Regions from separate parts of the Homo sapiens genome. Here all the other regions are linked to region 4. The links are chromatin contacts, found by Hi-C or POLR2A ChIA-PET in ENCODE. All regions are on one chromosome and are shown on one strand. The core of a region is the stretch at or near the end of the contact, and the rest is flanking DNA. Distances in the headings are between cores, read along the strand shown.

What was found. Hi-C counts contacts between places; a loop is a spot of excess contacts on that map. ChIA-PET counts read pairs that join two places held with the same protein, here RNA polymerase II (POLR2A). Pooled maps may share reads with other maps.
Region 1: a pooled map shows a loop between it and region 4 (18-fold over the local background). The contact joins two enhancer-like sites. A Hi-C loop is called at or near these places in 1 of 37 single-sample maps with no recorded cell type and 13 of 50 pooled maps. POLR2A ChIA-PET finds 5 or more read pairs at or near these places in 1 of 52 experiments (activated T-cell).
Region 2: a map of CD4-positive, alpha-beta memory T cell shows a loop between it and region 4 (2.9-fold over the local background). The contact joins two enhancer-like sites. A Hi-C loop is called at or near these places in 2 of 168 maps with a recorded cell type or tissue (CD4-positive, alpha-beta memory T cell and naive thymus-derived CD4-positive, alpha-beta T cell), 1 of 37 single-sample maps with no recorded cell type and 7 of 50 pooled maps. POLR2A ChIA-PET finds 5 or more read pairs at or near these places in 1 of 52 experiments (Panc1).
Region 3: a map of posterior vena cava shows a loop between it and region 4 (6-fold over the local background). The contact joins two enhancer-like sites. A Hi-C loop is called at or near these places in 1 of 168 maps with a recorded cell type or tissue (posterior vena cava), 4 of 37 single-sample maps with no recorded cell type and 4 of 50 pooled maps.

The regions. Positions count from the first base shown.
Region 1 is chr6:44,930,143-44,936,477 of GRCh38, reverse strand. It overlaps SUPT3H (SPT3 homolog, SAGA and STAGA complex component), which reads left to right. Exons shown (of 11, transcript NM_003599.4): 10 at 3,715-3,825. Among named protein-coding and RNA genes, the nearest start is that of MIR586, 260 kb to the left of the region's middle. RefSeq lists a silencer at 6,179-6,335. Within about 2 kb of position 3,182, at least 4 of the 41 ENCODE cell types and tissues checked have a DNase peak (open chromatin) inside an H3K27ac peak, as active enhancers do.
Region 2 is chr6:44,972,771-44,978,773 of GRCh38, reverse strand. All of the region lies in intron 6 of SUPT3H (SPT3 homolog, SAGA and STAGA complex component), which reads left to right. Among named protein-coding and RNA genes, the nearest start is that of MIR586, 220 kb to the left of the region's middle. RefSeq lists a silencer at 5,755-5,955. Within about 2 kb of position 1,638, at least 3 of the 41 ENCODE cell types and tissues checked have a DNase peak (open chromatin) inside an H3K27ac peak, as active enhancers do.
Region 3 is chr6:44,731,764-44,737,480 of GRCh38, reverse strand. The region is part of intron 1 of LOC101929770 (a long non-coding RNA gene); the gene reads right to left. Among named protein-coding and RNA genes, the nearest start is that of MIR4642, 300 kb to the right of the region's middle. RefSeq lists enhancers at 1,484-1,533, 1,774-1,863. Within about 2 kb of position 3,465, at least 3 of the 41 ENCODE cell types and tissues checked have a DNase peak (open chromatin) inside an H3K27ac peak, as active enhancers do.
Region 4 is chr6:45,708,334-45,714,178 of GRCh38, reverse strand. No RefSeq gene overlaps it. Among named protein-coding and RNA genes, the nearest start is that of RUNX2-AS1, 130 kb to the right of the region's middle. Within about 2 kb of position 3,563, at least 4 of the 41 ENCODE cell types and tissues checked have a DNase peak (open chromatin) inside an H3K27ac peak, as active enhancers do.

The sequences.
Region 1 (6,335 bases), core at 1,933-4,432, 780 kb after region 4:
GATGAGAAATTACTTAATGAGTAACTATGTTACTCAAGAAATGGATATCCTAAAAGCCCTAACTTTACCACTCTAATCTATGCATGTAACATAATCACACTTGTACTGCATACATTTATACAAAGAAAAAAATAAATAAAAGCTTTTTCTAGTTATATAAGAACTACATTTTAACAGTTACCATCTCAAACTTTTAAATGAGAAAATTACATATGTTGTACACTATATCCTTTGGCCAATGAATGGCCCACCTTCATGTGAAAAAAATTCTCCATAAGGATGAAACTTTGGAGGAGCTATGTGTGTAACAGGAGAAAGACAATACTTCCTTGGCCAGATCATATCAACTTTTGTGGTCTGCAAAATGTTAGTAATAGTAGTACTAGACTTTCAGTTGCTCTAGTCTGAGGTAAGTGTTACTTCTCTGTAAGACTTAAGATTTTACATTTAGCAGAAGATCTAGTTTACCATTATAGATGTGGAAAGAATAAGATGCAGTTGATTGAGATTCTAGATCCTTCTTAAACACTCACTCTGGTAAGGGGAAGGCTGAGAAAGGATAGGACACTAACCCTGCCAAGAACTTTTTTAAGTTGGGAGAAAAAGGTTCAGTGAGAGATCCAGGGGCAAACCTAAGTTTCAGTATAACTTTCTGCATCACAGTTGAGAGTTTAAACTGCTAAGATATTTTGTTCATTGTAAACCGGCAGAGAAAAGCAGAGAGACAACAGCCAAATCCGGAAAATATGTAGAACTCCATATGCTATTTCAGCTTCTAATACCCAGCATCAGTTTCTAGTTGAAGAACTATTAATACAAAAATGGAAGGATACAAGAATAGAGTGTGAATGCAGCCAAGAGGAAGAGGACCTGACATATGGAGAACTTTTCCAAACAGCTAGTACTTTTCTTAAAGAAATACAGAGTTTATATCCCAGAGAGATTTCTGCAAATACTCTATAAACAGGACTCAGTATTTTGTCAAATATTTGGGTTTAGTTTTTGAAAATTTAAAGAATATCATAAAATTTAGGCCTAATCAGGATGCTAAAGATGAATTGATGTATAAGTATAATGCTCTTCACACGTGTTTATAGCTGATATAAGATTATTAATAACAAATATGTACATTTTATGTTAATTCTTCTGAAGCAATTTTGAAGAATATAATGCTAGAATCACTGCTATATTAAAAATTCTAAACTTTGGATACATTTTTAATTTGAACAGATTATTAGCACCTTGATAAAGGACTAGATGTTGACAGACAAAGAGAATGTGAAGATATTTGTTGAGGTGGAAAAAAAAAAAACTGGGATTATAACGTTTAAAGGCTTCCTTCCGGAGAACTCAATGAGCAAATCAAGAAAGTATAAAAGTGCGCCTAGTAGCTTCATTATGCTAATGTTAACAGTTGCTGAATTATGGCAGATAAACCTGAAATTGGCAAAATGGAAACTCTAATGACATTTTTCACAAAATTCAATGTTTTTATTTTAATATAATTTAATGTCACATTTTGGCAAAAATAGCATGATTCAGCCAGGCTGGCTTATGTGTCTCCATATCTTACAAATGGCAGTCACAAAATTTTTCTAACTTAGCTTCTATCTTAGTCCATTTGGGCTTCCATAACAAAATCCTGTAAACTGGGTGGCTTATAAACAATAGGAATGTATTTCTTATAGTTCTGGAGGCTAGGAAGTCCCAGATTAAGACATTGGCAAATTCAGTGTTTTGTGATGGCCCACTTCCTGGTTCATAGGCAGTCATCTGTTCACCCAAACCTCACATGGCAGAAGGGGTGAGTGGTCTTTCCCTGGTCTCTTTAAAAGGGAACTAATTCCATTCATGAGAGCTCCACCCTCGTGGATAAATCAATTCCCAGAGGCTTCTTATCCTAATACCATCACTTTGTGGGCTTGGATTTCAACGTACAAATTTTAGGGGAACACAAAGACTTACCATAGTAAACCTCCTACTTCAGTTTTTGATCAGTGTTTCATATAATATCTTAGAGATAGCTCCATAGGAGTATGTAGGGAACTGCCTCATTCTTTTCAGTGGTTGCTTTGGTTTCTGTTTCTTTGAATGGATAATTTATTTAACCAATCCCTCATTAATGAACATTTAGTACTATAGTAAGTATCCTTATGTATATATATTATTTTGTACCTGTGCAATATATCTGTAGGATAAATTCTTACAGGTGAAATTGCTGAGTAAAAGAGGTTGTTCTTTTTCATTTTTATAAGATTTTGCCAAATTGCTATCCATAGAGGTTGCTATCTATAGAGTTATATTCCCTACAAAGAATTATGAGTAAAAAATGTATTAATTATCAAAAAAATACAGTAATTATCAGAAAAACAAATAATATTAATTCTGTGACTACAAATGACTTCTAGACCCGTTATAGTAATATGCAAGTTAATTCTTTAATGTTGATGGCCTGCCATCTGCTACCTACTATACTTTGAAGTAAATGAGCTTCCATTTCAAAAACTTAGCGATCCCATTTTTAACACTTAATTTAAATAACCTAATACTATTACTAGCTAACATTACCCAGGAGGCTGAGTCAGGAGGATCACTTCAGCCCAGCAGTTCAAGACCATCCTGGGCATCATAGCGAGACCATATCTCTAAAGAAATTAATCCTTTTTTTTAGCCATATGTGGTGGCACTTGCCTTTAGTCTCAGCTACTTCAGAGGCTGAGGCCAGAGGATCGCTTGAGCCCAGAAGTTTGAGGCTTCAGTGAGCTGTGAGCACACCACTGCACTGCAGTCTAGGTGACAAAATGAAACATCTCTTTATAAAAATAAAACAATTTCCTAGCATGTGTCAGGCATTGTTCTAAGTGGTTTATGTATTTCAACTTATTTAATTTTCACAACAGTCCTACAAGCAATTATAATTGTTTTCCCAATTTACAGGTGAGGAAACCGAGGCCCGAGATATTATGTATCTTGGCAGAGCTGGTAACTTGTAGGGCTAAACCCTAGCCCTATAAGTTATTTTGAAAAATCATGCTGAACACACATATACACATCTATAATTTCTTAAGTTTGTATTCACACTCTCATCGCAAATAATCCTTATCTTTTTTGTATCTTTTTGTGCTTGCAAACCTGCCTTTTACAGATGCGGCAAATTAAAACAGAAAGTTGTTGGTTTCGTTTTTGTTTTGTCCTGAGATACCTAGAAAATTAGAAACCAAGTTGAAATGGTCTTATGACAATCCCAGGTATGATAAATAAATGTATCATAATTTAACATTTTTCATTTTAAGTTGATGACCCTCAAGTTATTTCAGAAATGTGCCAAAGAAGCTCCTAAGAAACGTTTATAATAATAAATGTTAAAATGTTTTTTTTAAAAAAATAACTTCCTGTGGTTCTTTCAGTAAGCTTTCATGACACTTTTTATCTGCAGGCAAGTGGCTGTATTCTCCTGTGTCTTGACATGCAGGCTTAGGTGAAATATTGTGGGCATAAAAATTGCGTTTGGTAGGTCTGCTAGAAAGGGGTCATGTAAAAGTCATCTTTGATTTGTTAATGGAATTCTTTTTTAGATGTAGTATATGGCAGTAGTGATGTGCATCCTAAGGGAAAAACCGGTCTCTTTTGTAAAGGTTTATTTTCATATTTATACACTGTAGTTCTGTTGCGTGTTTTTGATTTAGTAACAATTTATGTGTTTTTCTGTCGCAGAGCACTGCAGCCTGTGGTGTTGAGGCTCACAGCGATGCCATCCAGCCCTGCCACATCAGAGAGGCCATTCGACGCTACAGCCACAGGATTGGCCCACTTTCCCCATTCACAGTACGTAATAACAGAGTTATAAAAAGTTATATTTATAATATGAAAGAATTTTGATTTTCAAGTGGTCAAATGAAGAAGCAATGGAATTGTTGAAAGCAATTTGTGGTGACTGTAATTTTGTTGTATAAAAGTGGCATAATTCTCTTGGGAAATGAAAGTCATTTTCATCTCTTTTTGGAAGGACACTTTTTTTCTACAAAATATTATTTTCTTTCAATTACAAATTAAGTTTTTTTGTTGAGGTTTATAGTTTCTATTTTTCAAAGCTTAGGTTTATAAAACGTTATTCTCAAATTATATGTATCTAAATATTGCTAGTAGCACTTTATATTTTAAAATTGGTTAGATTGGCATTACCACTTCTATCAGATATCCTTCTCCTAAACATGCTTTTAGTTGGAAGAAGAAGAGATATTTCTTTACTGGCTTTGAACTAAGCTGAAATGCAGACAGCCTTTTACATCTTCAAATGATTTGAAAACTTATAATCAGGGTTTTGTGTTGTTTTAATGGGGAATTAAAGACCTGATATTTCAACAGTCTAAAGAAAGTGTGTGCAGGTGTGTGTGTTTTAATTAAATGCTCATCTTATGGCCCTTTAAAAAAAAGATCTTATTTGTGTTAAGAGAAATTTCTTCAAGTCCTACTCTGTTTATAAGGAAGTAGTTCAACAGAAAGTAAAGTTTGATATACCTAACTGAGGAAAGTCAAATTTACTTTTTTGATACTCTGTTTTAACAAGCTAATGAAAATGTATATGTATAACATTATACATAAACAAATGAGAAAATAAATAGTATTACATAGTATACATTTTTACCTGAGTGGATTTTACTATTCATAAAAGTCATGATTTTGTCTATATTATCTTTTTTCCTTATGTTTAGTTAAATAGAATGCTTTCTTTCCATCCTTTATTTTTTTTAGTTGTTGTTAATTATGTAGATAGATTCTCTGTGTAACAGGAAGAACATGTTTTATAAATGTCTCCAGAAGCTCTCTGTAATGGTGAAACTTTGCACTTTTAATATTTGAAGTTTATCTTATATAAGAACATGATTTTAATATTGCTGATTAAAGCAATATATCCTTTTGCATGAATGTTTTTGAAGTCTTATAATTGAAAAGAAATAATTAAATCAAGTTTCTTTTACATGATGGGTGAAGCTGTTTTAAATGACAGGCCAGAAGGAAGATGAACATGAAAAATTATGAATGAGAAAAATAAGAGATAATTGGAAGTAAGAATTTAAAAACCAACTGAGAGTGAAAAAAAACTTATAATGAAAGATTAAAAATATCAAATCCATCGAAAACAGTCAAATAATGATGAATAGGTTGAGACAGTGGAAGGGAAAAAGAAGAAAAAAGAGGCAGTGTTTGATAATAATCTAGAAGCAATTAAAAGATAGCAAAGGGAAACATGATTTTTGAGAAATAACCTAAAATGGTAACTAAAAGTAATGAATAAGATTACATAAAGGAAAATGTATCTGATACAAGGAGAAAATGCCCTAATCATGAAGTCTGCATTATTTCCTCAAAAAGAAGCGGTAGCTGCTTCTCTCTTCAAAGTTTTTGTTTTTAAAATAGACTGGACAGATCACCTGAGAGCCATCGTGGTTGATGACACTATTTACATACATGTGTGTGTGTATATCTTTTCCCCCATGTCCAACCTGGTACTTATGTATTACTACTTTTACAATCTAAGACTGTTAGTATTAGTATATGATAAAAATGCACTTTAAGCTAGCTTCAGGTATTGCCTAAGCTAATTTGGATCTAATAAACATAAAGAATGGGCTTTTTAAAACTGATGACACAATTTTAAAATGCTTAATTTAAATACATCTAGAAAATAAAACAAGCCATGACCTGGAAGGTTCAGTTAGCCGCTAGTAGAACAATCAAACAAAATCAACAACAAATGGTAACAAACTCCACCCCAGAGGGGCACCCAAGGTGTTATTATTCCTCAGGAGGGGACCACCACCTGGAAAGGTCTCCTCCATTTTCTTCAGCTATGAGAATTTGCGCACTACAAGAGTGAATATGCCTGCACTTTTTTTTTTTTTTTTTTTTTTTGAGACGGAGTCTCACTCTGTTTGCCCAGGCTGGAGTGCATTGGTACGATCTCAGCTCACTGCAACTTCTACCTCCCAGGTTCGAGCAGTTCTCCCTACCTCAGCCTCCTGAGTAGCTGTGATTACAGGCACCTGCCACCATGCCCAACTAATTTTTGTAATAATTTTTTTTTCTTTTTTTTTTTGAGACGGAGTCTCACTCTGTCACCCAGGCTGGAATGCAGTGGCGCGAACTCGGCTCACTGCAAGCTCCGCCTCCCGGATTCACGCCATTCTCCTATCTCAGCCTCCTGAGTAGCTGGGACTACAGGCACCCGCCATCACGCCTGGCTAATTTTGTGTGTGTTTTTTAGTAGAGACGGGGTTTCACCATGTTAGCCAGGATGGTCTCGATCTCCTGACCTCATGATCTGCCTGCCTCAG
Region 2 (6,003 bases), core at 389-2,888, 730 kb after region 4:
TTTCACCCTCACCCTAGTCCTCCCATGTGGATCCTTCATGTTGCTTCTTACTCAATAGAATAACTATTATTCTATTACTTAGAACGAATAGAAAGGAAGGATGACCTTCCCAGACAGATGAGACCATGCTATGTCACAACACTGTGTTCCCACTTAAAGCCTACAAACTAATGAAACATACACAGTATGCATATTCTCATTGTTTAGCAAATCTATCTCTTCCCTCTGCATCATTTTCTTTATTATAGAATGACAGTTTTTATCTTTTACCAAACTGTTTGTAGTATACTTGTCTTTTTTCTGATACTCTCTTTAGATTGTATGGTATTATGACCAGAGCATGGGCTTTGGGGTCATATAGACCTACATATTAAAATCACAGTTCCATTCTTTATCCAAGGTATGTTACTAACCTGGACAAATTACTACATGTTTCTGAGTCTCAGATTCCTTTATCTGGACCTGCATCTTAGAAGTGTTGGGAAGGATTTGTGATAACATATGTAATATACCTGGCTCAGTTCAGCACATGGGTGTTTAAGAAATGGTAGCTGTCATTGACAGAATCTTCTTTATGAAAATATATAATATAGCAATATTCCTATGGAATTTACTTTAGAAATAATCTTCCCTTCATAGTGACTAGAATCAGAATCAAAGGATTTGCAGCATGCATAACATCAAGTTAGTGGAATATGTAATATTTACTACTACCACCGAGTAAAATGACTCAGAAAATGTAGTCTGAATATTCAGTAGGCACTATGATAATTCCATGACATTCGTCCACTTATATTTCATTAAGCAATGTATTCATTTTAGAATACATTTCTAGATCTTATGAAAACTGCATGTAGCGCAATCTGAGGGTTTCAATTCTATAAAACAAAACCAGTTTCTTATCAGGGCCACTACAGAGCATTTCACGTAGAATTTTTTAGATTATTGCAAATTTTATACATCTCTAAAGTTGTAACATGTAGTAGTAATGTCAAGTGAACTGCATAATTTTACTTGATCAGATAGAAAATTTTATATCTGAATAAGGAGTTTTGTGTAGAAGTCAGTAGTATAGTAGAAAGAGCACTGATTTTGGAATAGGAATCTTAAACTCTTTCTAGCAATATATTTTACCTTGGTGAAAAACCACAAAACTCTCATCCAAGTACTAAACAAACCTGACCCAGTTTAGCTTGTGAGATCAGATAAGATGCATGTAGGGTGGCAAGGTGGGGTGAAGAGTATACAGGAACTCTCTGTACTATTTTTGAAGTTTTTCTGCAAATCTAAAATTAGTTCAAAAATTTTTTTTAAAAAGTATTTTTAAAAAATCCAGAGAATCAGTAAGTTTCAGTTTCTTCTATAAATGGAAATGTAATAATAGCTTATCTTTCTCCCTGACACAGCTGTTGAGTGGATAAACATGTAAATAAGGCAGTATACATAAAACTTTAAAATACTGCTGTTCTATGCTGTGATTCTTCCTTACTTGACTTTACCCATTTTACTGATCTTCCCTTCCTCTTGCTGCCAAAATAGTCCTTTGCTTCTTTAAAGCTTTTGTGGTTACTTTATTTAAGGTGAAACACTGCCTCACATCACCAAGTTGCAAAAACAATTCTCCTTTCATCATCTTTCTTTGTAATCATTCCACACCCTCTGTGGCTTGCCTTCTTTAAGCTTCTTGCTTATGAACTAGGCCTGGTGGCCACTGACATTTAATCAAATAACAGTTATAATACATTTACTCATGAGTAAAGCCTGAATAAAATGTGGGCACTGACATCTAAGAGAGTGGAAATTTCATCATCAAATATCTTAACAGAAACCATTTTGTTAAATAACCATAATTACAGGTTTTGCACTTATGATTGCAGAGGATTTTGCTCTTCTGCATTCTTAGAAGCTCAAGGGACAGCCATTGTGTTCAGGCTACTTGAAATACCTATACTGAATCTAAGTATAGCCAAGCCTTCTTCAAGAGAAAAGTCCCTGCAAGACTTTATAATTCAAAGATTTTCACACCCACAATTATTTTAAAGATTATTTCTGTTTTTAAAAAATATTTTTAGTTTAGGTAAGTAGACTTTTCAGATAAGAATTCAAAATATGGCCGGGCGCAGTGCCTCATGCCTGTAATCCTAGCACTTTGGGAGGCTGAAGCGGGCAGATCACTTGAGGTCAGGAGTTTGAAACCAGCCTAGCCAACATGGTGAAACCCCGTCTCTACTAAAAATACAAAAAATTAGCCAGGCATGGTTGTGGTCACCTGTATTCCCAGCTATTCGGGACGCTGAGGCAGGAGAATCTCTCGAGCCCTGGAGGCAGAGATTGCAGTGAGCCAAGATTGCGCCACTGCACTCCAGCCTGGGCAACAGAGTGAGACTCTGTCTCAAGAAAAAAAAAAAAGACATTAATTTTCCAAATGTGTAGACATTTCTGCTTTTTCTTAAGTATTTAGGAATTTACGTTTACTACATCTGAAGCAAAGCATTTTTGATTGTTATGATTATTCTTGTATCTTCGTGATAGTCATACTTGGTAAAGACTATCATTTTCTCCTTTTCTTAGTGACTAAATCTTGGCATTCTCAGGAAAAAAATTTTCTTCCTTTTGTTTTATGTTAACTCATGCTTCTAGCTTAGATCAGTCTCTGTGACAGATTTCTATTGATGGACTTGCTCATTTCTGATTCGTGAAAACAACTCAGCCAATTACAAGAAAGGAAACTTTAGCATTAAGATGATTAAGAACGTTCCATTTAGAGGAATAAATAATTTAATTTTGTTTGTTTTGTTTCTAATCTTAACTCAAATGCTATCCAGTTATAAAAGCCTATTTTTCCTCGAGAATTTTTCCCACACTGGTGGCATTGTTTCCTTACTGGAGCATGACATACTCAGCATGAGTTTGCTTTTTTCATATTTTCTTTTTTTTAATAATGAGCTCATCATTTTACTTACTCTGCTTATCAAAAATCAGAAGTAATTTGATGTTTATATTATTAATAGGACTCTTTCCAAGTATATTGACATTTCAATTTTTTTCCCAATAGTGTTTGAGGAACAGGTGGTTTTTGGTTACGTGTATAAGTTCTTTAGTGGTGATTTCTAAGATTTTGGTGCACTGTAACCCGAGCAGTGTACACTGTACCCAAGTGTAGTCTTTTATCCCTCACCCCCTCCCACCCTTCCCACCAAGTCTCCAAAGTTCCTTATATCATTCTTATGCCTTTGCATCTTCATAGCTTAGTTCTTACTTATAAGTGAGAACATAAGATAATTAGTTTTTCATTCCTGAGATAATTCACTTAGAATAATGATCTCCAACTCCATCCAGCTTGCTGCAGATGCCATTATTTCATTCCTTTTTATGGCTGAGTAGTATTCCATGGTATATATATACCACATTTTCTTTATTCAGTTGTTGGTTGATGGGCATTTAGGCCCAACTTAGTTCGTTAGTTAGAATACTTATGGTTTTCTATATAAAGAGTCAACTTTTAAAATATTTATAAACTGGGAGAGTGAAACTAAGAAGATAAATTACAGATAGTAAAAGCTATAAACTGGTCGTCTTTTTTGTTTGTTTGTTTGTTTGTTTGAGATGGAGTCTTGCTGTGTCACCCAGGCTGGAGTGCAGTGGCCCGATCTCTGCTCACTGCACCCTCCGCCTCCTGGGTTCAAGTGATTCCCCTGCCTCAACCTCCCGACTAGCTAGGATTACAGGCACCCACCACCATGCCCAGCTAATTTTTGTATTTTTAGTAGAGACGGGGTCTTACCATATTGGTCAGGCTGGTCTCGAACTCCTGACCTCAGGTGATCCACCTGCCTCGGCCTCCCAATAAACTGGTCATCTTAATACATCATTGAGCCAGTTATCTCTGCTACTCATTAACATTTCTGGCAGCAGTAGGGTAGCTTTCACATAGGGTATAGAATTTTTATCAGAGGTGAAGAGAGGTCTTATTGTATTGACTCAGGGAAGTTAAATATAGCAACATTTGTTCTAGTCTGTTTTAGGAGCAGTTTTTCCTAAGTGCTTTATAGATAGCCTGTCATTTTTGCAACAGACCATGATGTCAGGACCAAGGAGGGTTTTGATAGAAATGACACAGCATGATTTGCATTTTTAAAAGGTCACTTTGTCCGGTGTGTGGGGATTACTTTTTCCTTTGGTACCATGATCTTCCTGTGAAATGGCCTCTGTTTTGAAACCAGAAGCACAATGCTTACTCCTTGAAGGGACGGCAATGTGTATAGTACAGTAGTTTTCAAGTTGTGTTTTGCAGTTTTTGGTATTTCATTGAGAAGTACTTTGCAGAGGAGAAAGAATATTGGAGGACTGTGAGTCTTCTTCCCTCACCTCTATCAAAGCATCTCTGGTTTCAGCACCTTCATTTATGAGGGTTCCATAAGGTATCTCTTAAATTACACAAACACAAACACACACAATTTATACACACACATTATACATATATGTGTGTATATAGTTATACAGACATATATATATTTATATATACAAACATGTATATATGAATATATATATACACAAATACATATTTTCAAATGTTCACATACACCTACCCCACCCAGCATATACACACGTAGCCAAACCCCTTTTGTAGTAAAAAGAGCATAAACTTTAGAGTAAGACAGATCTCATTTCAGATTGCAGCACACATTGCTTAGCAACCTTGGACAAGTTACCTAATATATGTGAGCCATAGCAGGAAGACTCATTAGGAGTCTGTTATAGCAATTGATACAGTTTGGCTGTGTCCCCACCCAAATCTCATCTGGAATTGTAGTTCCCATAATCCTCACGTGTCGTGGGAGGGACCTGGTGGAAGGTAATTGAATTATGGGGGCTGTTACCTCCATGCTGTTTTCATGGTAGTAAGTGAGTTCTCAGGAGATCTGATGGTTTTATAAGGGGCTTCTCCTCTTTGCTGCCACCATGTGAAGAAGGATGTATTTGCTTCCCCTTCTGCCATGATTGTAAGTTTCCTGAGACCTCCCCAGCCCTGCAGAACTGTGAGTCAATTAAACCATTTTCCTTTATAAATTACCCAATCTCTGGTATGTCTTTATTAGCAGTGTGAAAACAGATTAATATAGGAAATTGGTACCAGGTAGTGGTGTGCTGCTGTAAAAATACCTGAAAATGTGGAAGTGACTTTGGAAGTTGGTAACAGGCCAAGGTCGGAACAGTTTGGAGGCCTCAGAAGAAGACAGGAAAATATGGGAAAGTCTGAAACTTCCTAGAGACTTGGAGGGCTCAGGAGACATGAAGATGTAGGAAAGTTTGGAAATTCCTACAGACTTGTTGAATGGCTTTGACCAAAATGCTGACAGTAATGTAAACAATGAAGTCCAGGCTAAGGTGGTCCCAGATGGAGATGAGGAAGTTGTTGGGAACTAAAATAATGGTGACTCTTGCTGTGTTTTAGCAAAGAGACTGGCAGCATTTTTTCCCTGCCCTAGAGGTCTGTGGAACTTTGAACTGGGGAGAGATGATTTAGGGTATATAGCAGAAGAAATTTTTAAGCAACAAGTCATTCAAGAGGTTCCTTGGGTGCTGTAAAAAGTATTCAGTTTTATGTATTTACAGAGACACTTTGGAATTGGAACTTATGTTTAAAAGGGAACCAGAGCATAAAACTTTGGAAAATTTGCAGCCTCGTGATATGATAGAAAAGATAAACCTATTTTCTGAGAAGAAACTCAAGCCTGCTGCAGAAATTTGCATAAATAATGAGGAGCAAAATGTTAATTGCCAAAACAGGGGAAAATGTCTCCAAGGCATGTCAGAGGTCTTCACGGCAACCCCTCCCATCACAGGCCCAGAGGCGTAGGAGGAAAAAATGGTTTCATGAGTCAGGCCCAGGGCCTTGCTGCTTTGTGCAGTTTTGGGAATTGGTGCCCTGTGTCCCAGCATGGCTAAAAGAGTTGTGGCTTCAGAGGGTGCAAGTCCCAAGCCTTGGCAGCTTCCACATGG
Region 3 (5,717 bases), core at 2,216-4,715, 980 kb after region 4:
TCTCACCTACTACCTCATGTCAGGAATCTGGAGCTCTGGGTTAGCAGGTGGAGTTGCGGCTGATATATGTGACATCAGGGTGCTGTGAGATTTGTAGGCAGCGGCAAGTTTTAATTAAAATTTTTTCTTAGGCCAGGCATGTTGGCTCATACCTGTAATCCCAGCACTTTGGGAGGCTGAGGTGGGCAGATCACATGAGGTCAGGAGTTCAAGACCAGCCTGGCCAACATGGCAAAACCCCATATCTACTAAAAATACGAAAATTAGCCAGGTGTGGTGTGGTATCGGGCACCTGTAGTCCCAGCTACTTGGGAGGCTGAGGCAGGAGAATCACTTGAACCCAGGAGGCAGAGGTTGCAGTGAGCCAAGATTGCACCACTGCACTCCAGTCTGGGTGACAGAGTGAGACTTGGTCTCAAAAAAAAAAAAAGAAAAAAAGAAAAAAAAATTCTTAGAGGTGAAATTCACATAATATAAAATTAACCATTTTAAACACAATTCAGTAGCACTTAGTACATTCACAGTGTCATGCATCTGCTGCCTCTATTTAGTTGCAGAACATTTTCTTCACCCCAAAGGGAAAACTCATGCCCACGAAGCAATCACTCCCAAGTTCTCCTCATCCCAGGCCCTGGCAGTCACTGATGTGCTTTCTGTCTCTTTCCAGATGTTTCATATAAGCAGAATCATACAATATGTGACCTTCAGTGTCTGGCTTCTTAGCATGTTAGCTTGGCTTAGAAACTTAGCATGTTTCTGAAGTTCATCCATGTTGTTGCATGTATCAGAATTCCATTCCTTTTTATGGCTGAATAGTAGTATTTCTTTGTATGTATATACTACACCTTGTGTAGCCATTCATCTGCTGATGGACAACTGTGCCCACCTTTGGCTAGTGTGAATAATGCTCCTATAAGCATGTACGCCCAAGTATTTGTTTGAGTCCTTGCTTTCAATTCTTTTGGGCATATGCCTAGGAGGGGAGTTGCCGGGTCATATAGTAATTCTATATAATATACTTTTGAGGAATGGCCAAACTTCTTTCCGCAGGGCTGCATCACTTTACATTCCCACCAGTGGAAAGGTTCTGAGAATCCTCAGACAGATAGATAGTGGTAGGGGATGCATCTGATGGTTTTGTTTGAGTCAGGGTTAGGGGAGGCTGAGCTGGAGCTACTACCTGGTGCTCTCGTGGCACCCAAGTCCTCCGCCATTCCTAGAGCCCAGAACCGTGTGCGGCTCAGAGCAGGTCCTCAGAATTGAGGTGTAAAGGAAGCAGTGAAGACTAGGAAGATGGTCACAATGATGATCCTGGGTCGCAGAGTCCTGAGACACCACAGTCACACCGTGAAAGTCAAGGCTGAGACCTGAGACTACACAGGCTTCCCCACTCGGGCTCCTGCAGATAGCAGGCTGGGAGCTGCACTCCTTTGCAGATACCATTACTGGAGATAGGACTGCAACATGAAATGATGAAAATGTAAAACATCAGGGAACATGCTGTAAATCACTTATTTGCAACCTGCTGCCTCCCAGACATGCCCGATCGGAGTGAGATGCTGCAGCAGCTCGGGATTTCCACATGGCCTAGACCAGGTTTTCCTTCAGGTGCCAAGACCCTGACCTAAGAACTGAAACCATGTGGGGAAAACACCTTGGGGGCCTGACTCATCCTGTCCTCCAGCCGAAAGCATCGTCCCTGAGTCTTCTCCTGGCATCGAGCCCACCAGCCCCAGGCCTTGGGAAAACCCCTTTGCCCCTCCATGCCTGTGTTTTCCCAATTTGAGAAATGATGATGCCTTGGCTTGAACAGCCTCCCAGGCTCCCCAGCAGATTCCAGATGTATCTTTGATTCGTGGAATTTACCCATAGTCTTGGCTCTCCTCATCTGGTCTCAGTGAAAAAAAATCAAGAAACAAAGAAAAGAAGTGGCCAGTTCCACAAGGCCCTATGAACAGGCTTCTCAGGGCCAGTGTCAGCAGCAAGGCTCCTGAGGCCAGGGGTCCTGCCATCCACCTGCACTGGCCCAGATGGGAAAAGGGGCTGCTCAGGAATGTGTAGGGTTTCAAGCACAACTGGCATTCCTTCAAGTGTGCAGTATGAGGTATGGCCCCTTAGAAGCAAAACCCACACTGAAAATCAAACTAAGAGAGAAAGTGAAATGATGGGCTGTCTGCCTGCTTTCCCAAGCACTCCCCTCAGGACACCTTTAAATGCTTTAAGTGGAACTGTGTCTCTGCACACTTTTGCAGTTTCATGTATACTGTCTGAAGCAGAGGTTAATGTATATAGCCTTGTTGCAACTGGGTGGACTTTCTCAGTTCCCTGGTTGCTTGGCCACCAAAGCAAGCCCCGAGCAGGAGGGTGGAGGGCAGTAAGAGAAAGAGCATGGGATTTGGGGTCTCAGAGGATCTGCAAACCACAGCTGAGCTGTGGCTAACACCAGCGCCAGTGATGGAGGAGCTATAAATCTTGTGTGCCCTCCAGCGAGCCCTTCTCACCTCTGGGCCTCAGTTTCCTCCTTTCAACAGTGAGAACATCAGACCAGATGACCCTCCGGGTTGCTCCAATGTTCTAGGCAGTGGACCTTCATGGAGCAACTGAATATTCATGAAGTTGTGAGCAGGCCAGTCCTAGCCAGAGCCAAGCAGATGCACTAGCAAGACCCCCTCCCACCCATTAAAGAGTAATGATGGTGTGTCACAGTCCATCGGCTGAGTAGGCCACTCAATTCTCCATCTCATCTACCTTCTTTGATCTGAAGGTCACACAAATGGTTCCCCTTTAAGTGCATGGAGAATACTGTCCTGCCATAGGAACAGCATTTAACAAAGCTGGGGGCCCGAGGTGCCCAAAACCATCATCATAATAAAGTAAAAGATCAATGTATCCAACAATGCCACCCCTGTTTGCCAAATTTATCAGCCACAACAGCTTTGCTGTGAGGTGAAATGTTGGGGGCTGGGTTGGGGAAATCAGTCGCCTTTCCTTACTATGCAGCAGTTTAGCCATAATTCTTCTTCAGATTTACTTCCTGTAGCAGTCTTGTCTCCTCAGATTCTCATTTCTTAGAATCCTTTCATGATTATCCCATAGTGCCTAGAACAGGGCTGGGCACACAGTGGGTACTTAATAAGTATATATGGATCTGTTTTCAGGCGTGTCCAGGAAAAGAAGACTAGTATTTCAGTTACCTGTGGCTGCAGAACAAACTACCAATTTAGTGGCTTATAACAACGATTTATGATTTCTCATGAATCTGTGTTGACTGGATTCAGCTGGGTGGTTTGGCAGGGCTCATTTAGCAGCTGCTTTCATCTGGAAGCTTGTTTGAAGCTGGAATGTCCAAGATGGCCTCTTATCCTCCAGAGCTTCTCTCCCATGTCCCTGCATTATCCACTGGCCTAGTCTGGACTTCCTTTTAGCAGCAGGGTGGCTGGGTTCCAAGAGGAACTGTTCTAAGAAGACAAGCCTAGTGCGCAAGCACTCATAAAGCCACGGCTTGGATCATGCTTGTTAATATCCTTTTGGCCAAAGAAAGCCACATGGCAAACTCCAGAGTCAATGCAGGAGCGACCACACAAAAGTGTGACTTCTAAGAGACATAGTTCATTGAATGCCACAAAGCAATGACCTACCACAGCTGGTGAATCCCCTCTGCCCCCTTCGATGGGGATAGAGCCATGATACCCTGAGCCATCCTCTACCCTCCCAGAAAAGTAGAAGACAGGACAGGTTTCTCAGTGGAAAACCATCCTCCAGAGCATGTGAGGAAGTCAAGTCACCCACTGCCAAGTTAGGGAGGGAAGGTTCCTTGAGTCCCATCATGGTCATGCTCAAAATCTAGCAAAAGCTGGACTGTCTTTTCAGATCCTGGGGGACAAGTGGAACCTGTCACTTGCATTCATTCACTGAATATAGTACCTGAGCACTACCATCATGGAGCACTTGGGATCAAGGTGTATCAAGGGAACCTCTGCTACCAATAGCAGGAGAGGAACACATGCATTTCCACGCATGTCCTTGTTGGCCATGGGGATTGTCTTTTTCCACTGGGGAGTAATAATGTGGTGCAGTGGTTAATTGCATGGACCCTGTTGGCAGATGGCTTGGCTTCAGATTCTAGCTCTGCCACATACCAACTCTGCTGACCTGGGCAACCTGCCCAGCCCTCCTGAGCTATGGTTCCCGTGTCTAAATTCTCGTGAGGGTTAAATCACTTAATCCATGAAAAGCACTCAGAACAGAGGTTGGCATAAAATAAGCACCAGGCAAGCATTTGCTAATATTATTCATGAGTAACCCTTACATAAAGAATTCTTTTTTCAAATTACAAACCTAATATATACTCGATGTAAAAACAAACCAACCTTGCAATATCTGAAAAAAGAAAAAAGGGAAAACCCACTCACACAATTCCTCAACCCGAAAAGAATCCTCTTCACCTCCTGGCATGCACACTTAGTGTTTTCCTATGAAATATGTACACATAGCCATTCTTTTCATTACAAAAAATTGTCATACTGTTTGTAGCCTGCCAGTTAAAATGTAATAATATGTCAAAAATGTTGGCCATAAATATTAATCTACAATTTGATTTTACTATCAGCATGTATTTAATGATGTAATCTATCCTTTCCTGTGGGATATTTATATGATCTGTGATTTTTCACAAATAGAAGTAATGCTGTGATACATATCCTCATACGCATCCCTCATTATGTCTTCAGAATAAGTTCCTAGAAGAGGAAAATGCTGGGTTTGAATGGAATGCCTACCTGCAGGGTTGATTCAGATGCTGCTGTCCTGGCCTGGAGAGAATGAGTGTGCCTGGAAGGCATAGTAGGAGAGGAACATGTACCTGTCCTCCATGTCCTTGTCGGCCATGGGGATTGTTTTTTCTCACTAGGGAGTTATAGTATCAGCCTCTAGGCCAGGAACATTCTGCTGTGGTGTGGCTTCTCCTCTGCCGCAAGTAAGGCCAGAGCCGCCTTTAGAGCCTGTGGAGGCCAAAGCAACTCCATCTTGGAAGCTACCCACCATGTTGACTTCTGATTATCCGCAGTTCTGGGACGGCCTCTAAGATTTCCAGCATATCCATTGTTCCTTGTGTAAGAGCAAGTACTTACTATAAATCCTGCCCTTAGGTCAACCTTGATGTTATCATACTTCAACTGTCCTACACTTCCCTTCTGAACCACCCCTCCCCTGTGGTATATAAGCCCTGGGTCTGGAGGGTAATGGCACGTGGATCCACCATCTCCTCTCACTGCCACCTGAGACATAAACATGGTTTGTTTTCTTAAGTCTCTATTAAATGTTTCTAAGAAACTGGATTTGTCAGCCTCTTTCTTCAGCCTCTCAGCTTCTTCAGACTTTGGGGGTGGGATTGCATAGACCTGCCCATTGTAAACAGAGCCCCAGTTGCCTTCTGCCTGCCTGTAACCACTAACTGCCCCAGGTTTCCACCTAGTCCTCCTGCACCACTCTCTACACACAGAGTTTCAGTGTCCCAAAGAGAGACTTTGGCAGTAAACAGACATGCTTCAATATCCCTTTAGCAGGTGACCCCAATCCACGTATCCCTCTCGGATGCCCAACTCCAACCTGGACCTGTATTTCTGCCGGACTGTTCCACGGGATCCTCAAATTTAGCCCGGCCTAACCCACTCTTCTTGTCTGCTTTCCCATCACCTGTTCCAGCAAGCTATTTGAGC
Region 4 (5,845 bases), core at 2,314-4,813:
GAGAAGCCCTGGCTATGAGCGCCCATAGTGGGCGTGGGGCAGCAGCCCTTGAAACTTCACAGTGAGATTCCACAGAAGGGATCTTTCCCTTGTAAATGTCCCACTTACGGCTTAAAGTTCAAGAAGGTAGGCCTGGATCCAGCCTCACCAGCCTGACCCTATGCCAGGCTTTCTGCAGCACTGGGAGGGAAGGGTGGAGAATGCTGAAGACAGAGATCTCCGGCAGTCACACCTTTCATGGAAAACAGAGACACCTGTCTTGATAGGTGAAGCTGTGGATGGTGGCTCAGCTGCTGTCTCAAAGAAAATGTCTGTGATAGGTGGAGGGAGATTTTGTTCCCCAAGGTTGGTTCTCCAAGCTGAATAGACAAAGGTGCAAGAAACAGGGAAATTCTCAAGCAAAATAAGTTGTATTTGCCGGAAAGTCTATCTGAGTGAGAATTCTCAAAATATTTTCTAAAGCTCCGAACTGTTTGGAGAACGTAGCCACAGTATATACAGAAATAAATGCCCCATTTTCATTAGAAGAGCCTGTGTGTATAAAGGGACGCATCCAGGCTTTGGGGCCAGACATTGGTTCAAATCCCAACCCTGTCACCTTCTACTCAGATAACCTCAGACAAGTCACCTAGAACCACTGAACCTCCGTTTTCTCATCTCTAAAATGTAATGGCACCTACTTTTACAGACTTATTGCAAGGAATAAATAAGATAATCTATGTAAAAGCACTCAGGGACCAGGTGAGGTGGCTCACCCCTATAATCCCAGCACTTTGGGTGGCCAAGGTGGGCAGATTACCTGAGGTCAGGAGTTCAAGACCAGCCTGGCTAACATTATGAAACCCCGTCTTTACTAAAAATACAAAAATTAGCCGGGCATGATGGCGGGTGCCTGTGATCCCAGCTACTCGGGAGGCTGAGGTGGAAGAATCACTTGAACCTGGGAGGCGGAGGTTGCAGTGAGCCGAGATCGCGCCACTGCACTCCAGCCTGGGTGACAGAACGAGACTCCATCTCAGAAAAAAAAGCAAGCACTCAGCACCATGCCTGGCATATAGTCAGCACTCGCCAGATGTTAACTGCTATCATTACATTGCTAATAAAATAATACCACAACATTCTTCTGAGTGTAGAGGTACAGACATACAAGAAAATCCTCTCTTTCTACAAGAAATTTCCTCAGGATTATAATTCTGATGCCTGTATGACTTAAGACTAACCCACAAGAAAATGTCATGGGGGACTGTGATACATACTTCCTAAAATTTGTTTCCTGTTCTACCCAACAGCCCTTGTGTTTTTGGAGTTCTAAAACTGAAGCCATGTGGTCAGTATAAATGGCAGAGTATTAATCAACTGAAAATAAATATTTCTGAGATCCAAGGGCAATAAAACCCTGTGGAAGCACCCACCCCCTACCCATTACTCAAATTCAGACACAAAGAGACTGCGTCTGTCTTCATCCTCACCATGATGACCCTTCATTTCAAGCAATGGAATATTTACAGCATCATAGTGGAGCTTGGGGTACAAGTGGGGCATGGTGCTGATAGCCCTGTGTTCGGTGGGACACTGCCCTGGTGGTGGCAACTGGTGCATGCTTCAGTTCTCCTCCTTGATCCTCAGCCACGCTCAAGTCGGTGTTTGCTGCGCAACTCAGCGTCGCTGCTGCCCCTGCTAATGAGAATTACATTGTCATGTAATAAGTACCTTCCTTGAGTCCATGAAAATAAAAAAAAAGTCTTAAAAAGAAAGGAAGAGCATCATTTCCACGTTTGAGGACCTCAAGATTGGTTAGAAATTAACTATGACACCTGCCCCAAGTGGTCAAGATGTTGTCCAATAATAAGTTGTCACCAGGCTGGGTGCAGTGGCTCACGCCTGTAATCCTGGGATTTCGTGAGGCTGAGGTGGGTGGATTGTCTGAGCTCAGGAGTTGAGACCAGCCTGGGCAACACGGCAAAACCCCGTCTCTATCAAAATACAAAAAATTAGCCGGGTGTGGCAGCATGTGCCCGTAGTCCCAGCTACTTAGGAAGCCGAGGCAGGAAAACTGCTAGAACCCGGTAGGCAGAGGTTGCAGTGAGCCGAGATCGCACCACTGCACTCCAGCCTAGGTGACACAATGAGACTCTGTCTCTAAAAATAAAAATAAAAATAAAAAAGTTGTCACCAATAATTGAAAAGTGGGCTAGTTTATTCATTCATTTCTAATCAAGCAGATGCCACAGTGTTATTTGATACTAACATCTGATCTTTGATACTAATATCTGACCTCTCACTTCAAAAATTGGGAAATATTTCTTCACATGGTTCCTCTGACACCGTGAGCCAATGGCCTCTTGCTGGGCACTCATGAGGTATAGAGCCTAACATTATTAGCTTAATAATAACAACTTTTAAAAACCTAGAGAACAATAAAATGAATAAAGTGCCTCAGATATTGCACTTAACTCCGTTCCCTAAGTCAGCAGCTACAACAATGCTGGTTTGAGTTGATTGATCCAGTTCATGGGCAGACCTGAAGCCGGCTCAGCCCCACATTTAGGTAAGATCCGAGGGGCGCCAAGAAACTTACCCTTGGTGGTGGCATTCCAGTAAGTTATTCATATTTTGAGTGAAGGGAGTGGGAGTTTGGAGCTTTGTTTGTTTTACCTTTTTGTAAAGCAGTGGAAACCCTCTTTCAAACAAAATCTCTGAGGGCCCCTATGTAGACGATACTAGCGCATTCTTAAGTAGTATTTACTGTATGCCAGATGTTTTAACTCATTTAGTCCAACAATTCTACAAGGTAGATACAGTGTGCTGTTACTGTTCATACTTTACAGATGGCAAAATTAAGGCACAGAGAAGTTAAATGATATGCCCAACATCACACAGCTGTAGGTGCTAGAGCTGGGTTTCCATCCTGCCTGGTCTGGCTCCAGAGCCCACCCTTTCATAGATCACACTGTGTGACCCCAGTATAGAGTGTTTTTAAGGAGGCGTATAAAATCAGAACAGCTCTGGCTGGAGCTCTGATAGAGGGCGGAGGGTTCCAAGCTTTCTATAGTGACCCTCAGGTACATCCAAGGAAGATGAGGACTTCAGGAAACCAGTGGATTAAGACTTTATCTACCTAAGATCACTTTAAGATCACATTTACTTCTTGAGGAGTAACAAATTAGTGCATTAGTAGGAATCTATTTCCAATTACCAGGGTCTTTAGAGAATGAAACTTAGGTAAGTGGTGACTGGGAGTCCCTGGCTACAGGGCAGGGATATGGAGAGCACACGGGTAGAGGGAGTGCTGGACTCGAGTCTGGACAGTAGGAGGGGAGGGGGCTGAGAGAGGCAGTGCCTCCAGGACAACCAAGCCTCTACTTGACAGGCAAGCTGGAGGTCAGGCTAACAGCAGTGCTTGTGACCAGTATTTGAAAGGGCCTCCGGGCAAGCCACTCTCTGGGTGCTGAACACTAAACAGCAGGTTGGTCCCTGGCAGAGGCATAGCGTGACCAGAGCCGTGGGGGTGGGTGAGGAGAACAGTCTGACGTGAGAGTGTCAGGGCTCCCCCCATGAGGTGACACTCAAAGTTTCAGTTTTTATCTTGATAAAAAGTTTGCAATTTTCACAATTGCAGAACAAATAGAACCATGACTCATATTTCACAATTTGCCTGGCAAATTCACTATGTGATCATGTTTCTGACAACTGCATGTTTTCCAGGGGTGAGGGGACATCAGGATAGAACATTTGGCCCGAGGGGCATGTTATAATGGGGGACAGTGGGACACACATTGCCCCCACTTCATGTCTTAGGTTCAATACCAGAAGCCAGTGATTCATGCTGTGCACAGGTCTCAGTGGACCTGGGAGTACATCACAAATTCTGAGGTATCCATGTGTATATTTTACTGTCTGATTTTTAATCATCTCTGAGCCACATTTTCATCCTCTGGAACTTCACGGGATAAATTACTTGAGGTTCATCATTTAAAAATTTTTTTTGAAATTTGAATAGCATAAGTTTGAGTAGCAACTTTCAAGATAATGTAATTTAAGAGATGATGATACACGTGATGAAATGTGACACTTTAAAGGAACAATTAAAACACCCATTGAAACTGAAAAACCAGAGTTTCGCCCTCCGGTTTCTAACTAAGGAATTGAGTCAGAAGTTCTGTAGTCTTCTGTGGAAGAAATAGACATGAGGGCCAACTCTGTGTCACCCGTAGATAACACCTAGTACCACGTCAGCAGCATGAGATAATGAATTATTATTTGTCAAATGAATGATAAGTACATAGACGCAAATACATAAGCATACAGTCCACACCAGCTGAAATACAGGGCCCAGTCTTATTCTTAGGAATCATTTCCCTATTCAACATGCTAATAATATTTGTTCCTTTTTTTTTTTTTGAAACGGAGTTTCGCTCTTGTCGCCCAGGCTGGAGTGCAATGGCACGATCTCGGCTCACTGCAACCTCCGCCTCCCGGGTTCAAGCGATTCTCCTGTCTCAGCCTCCTGAGTAGCTGAGATTACAGGCTTGCGCCACCATGCCCAGCTAATTTTTTTGTATTACTAGTAGAGATGGGTTTCACCATGTTGGCCAGGCTAGTCTGAAACTCCTGACCTCAGGTGATCCATCCGCCTCGGCCTCCCAAAGTGCTGGCATTATAGGCATGGGCCACTGCGCCCGCCCATTTGTTCCTTTTTAAATAAGCGTTGATTAATCTTGGAAACAAGGTTTATATAGACAGCAGAAACTTATCTTGCAATGGTTATATCTCACATTCGTTGAGCACCTTTTACTCAGATCCCTTGAAATGGTCCAATTTTTGATTCTCAGAGCACTAGTGGGCTGTTAAGCCCCAAGGTAACTGTGATATTTTCCCATATCTCCCAAACCACCCAGTGTGGCAAGTGTAATTTTGTTCATTTTAGGAGATGAAGAATTGAGAGACATCCAAGCCACAAAACAGGAAGGGACAGAATTGAGATCCTAGGCCAGGTTAAGCCCAATGCCCGTGGTCTTTATATCAAGGGCTAACAGCCTTAGTGAAGATGGGGGTGTCTGCCTGCCCCTTCTGCAATGTCAGTACCGTGAAGGCTCATTGAACCTCAGTTTTCATCATGTAGAAATTTGACCCCTTCAGTGCTGCAAGGGCCTCCCAACAGGTCCCAAGTCCATGCTTATTCCCACCCAGGCTGCCCCCCACCTTCAGCCAGAGTGATTGCAAGTCTGGTCAGGTCACTCCCTTGTTGAAAACCCTTTAAGACTGCCCATTACATTCAGAATAAAGGCCCAAATCCCCACATGCCAAAAGCTCCTACCTGACCAGCCCTGTCCACCCCTTTGGGCTCCCCTGCTTCTGCCCAAGCCCTCTGCTCCCCAGACATGGGAATCACTTTCTCCTTCCTGTCACAGGGCCTTTGCATATGTTGTTCCATCTCCCAGAGGGTTCTTTCCCACCACAACACCTTCCGCCTTTCTCTTGTCTTAGCTTAAATGTCCCTTCCTCAGAGAGGCCCTTCATGATGACCTTCTGCAGTGCATTCCAGAGCACCCAGCACCCATCTTTCATTTCACTCATCACTGTTAGATCAGGATAATGGTTTACATAATTGTTTGTTTCATGTCTGTTTCACACATTGCCCAGAGGAGGAGGTATGAATTAAATAATACCTGTGAGGGCAGGAACTCTGTCCATCCCACTTATGTCTATGTTTATTACCAGTGTCTGCTTCAGCACCGGACATGTAGGAGATGCTCAATAGATGCTTATTCCATCCATGAGGCAATTCATCACCAAATCAGGACGCTGCTAATCTAGTTTTAGGCCCAAGATCTTGTAATCTCCA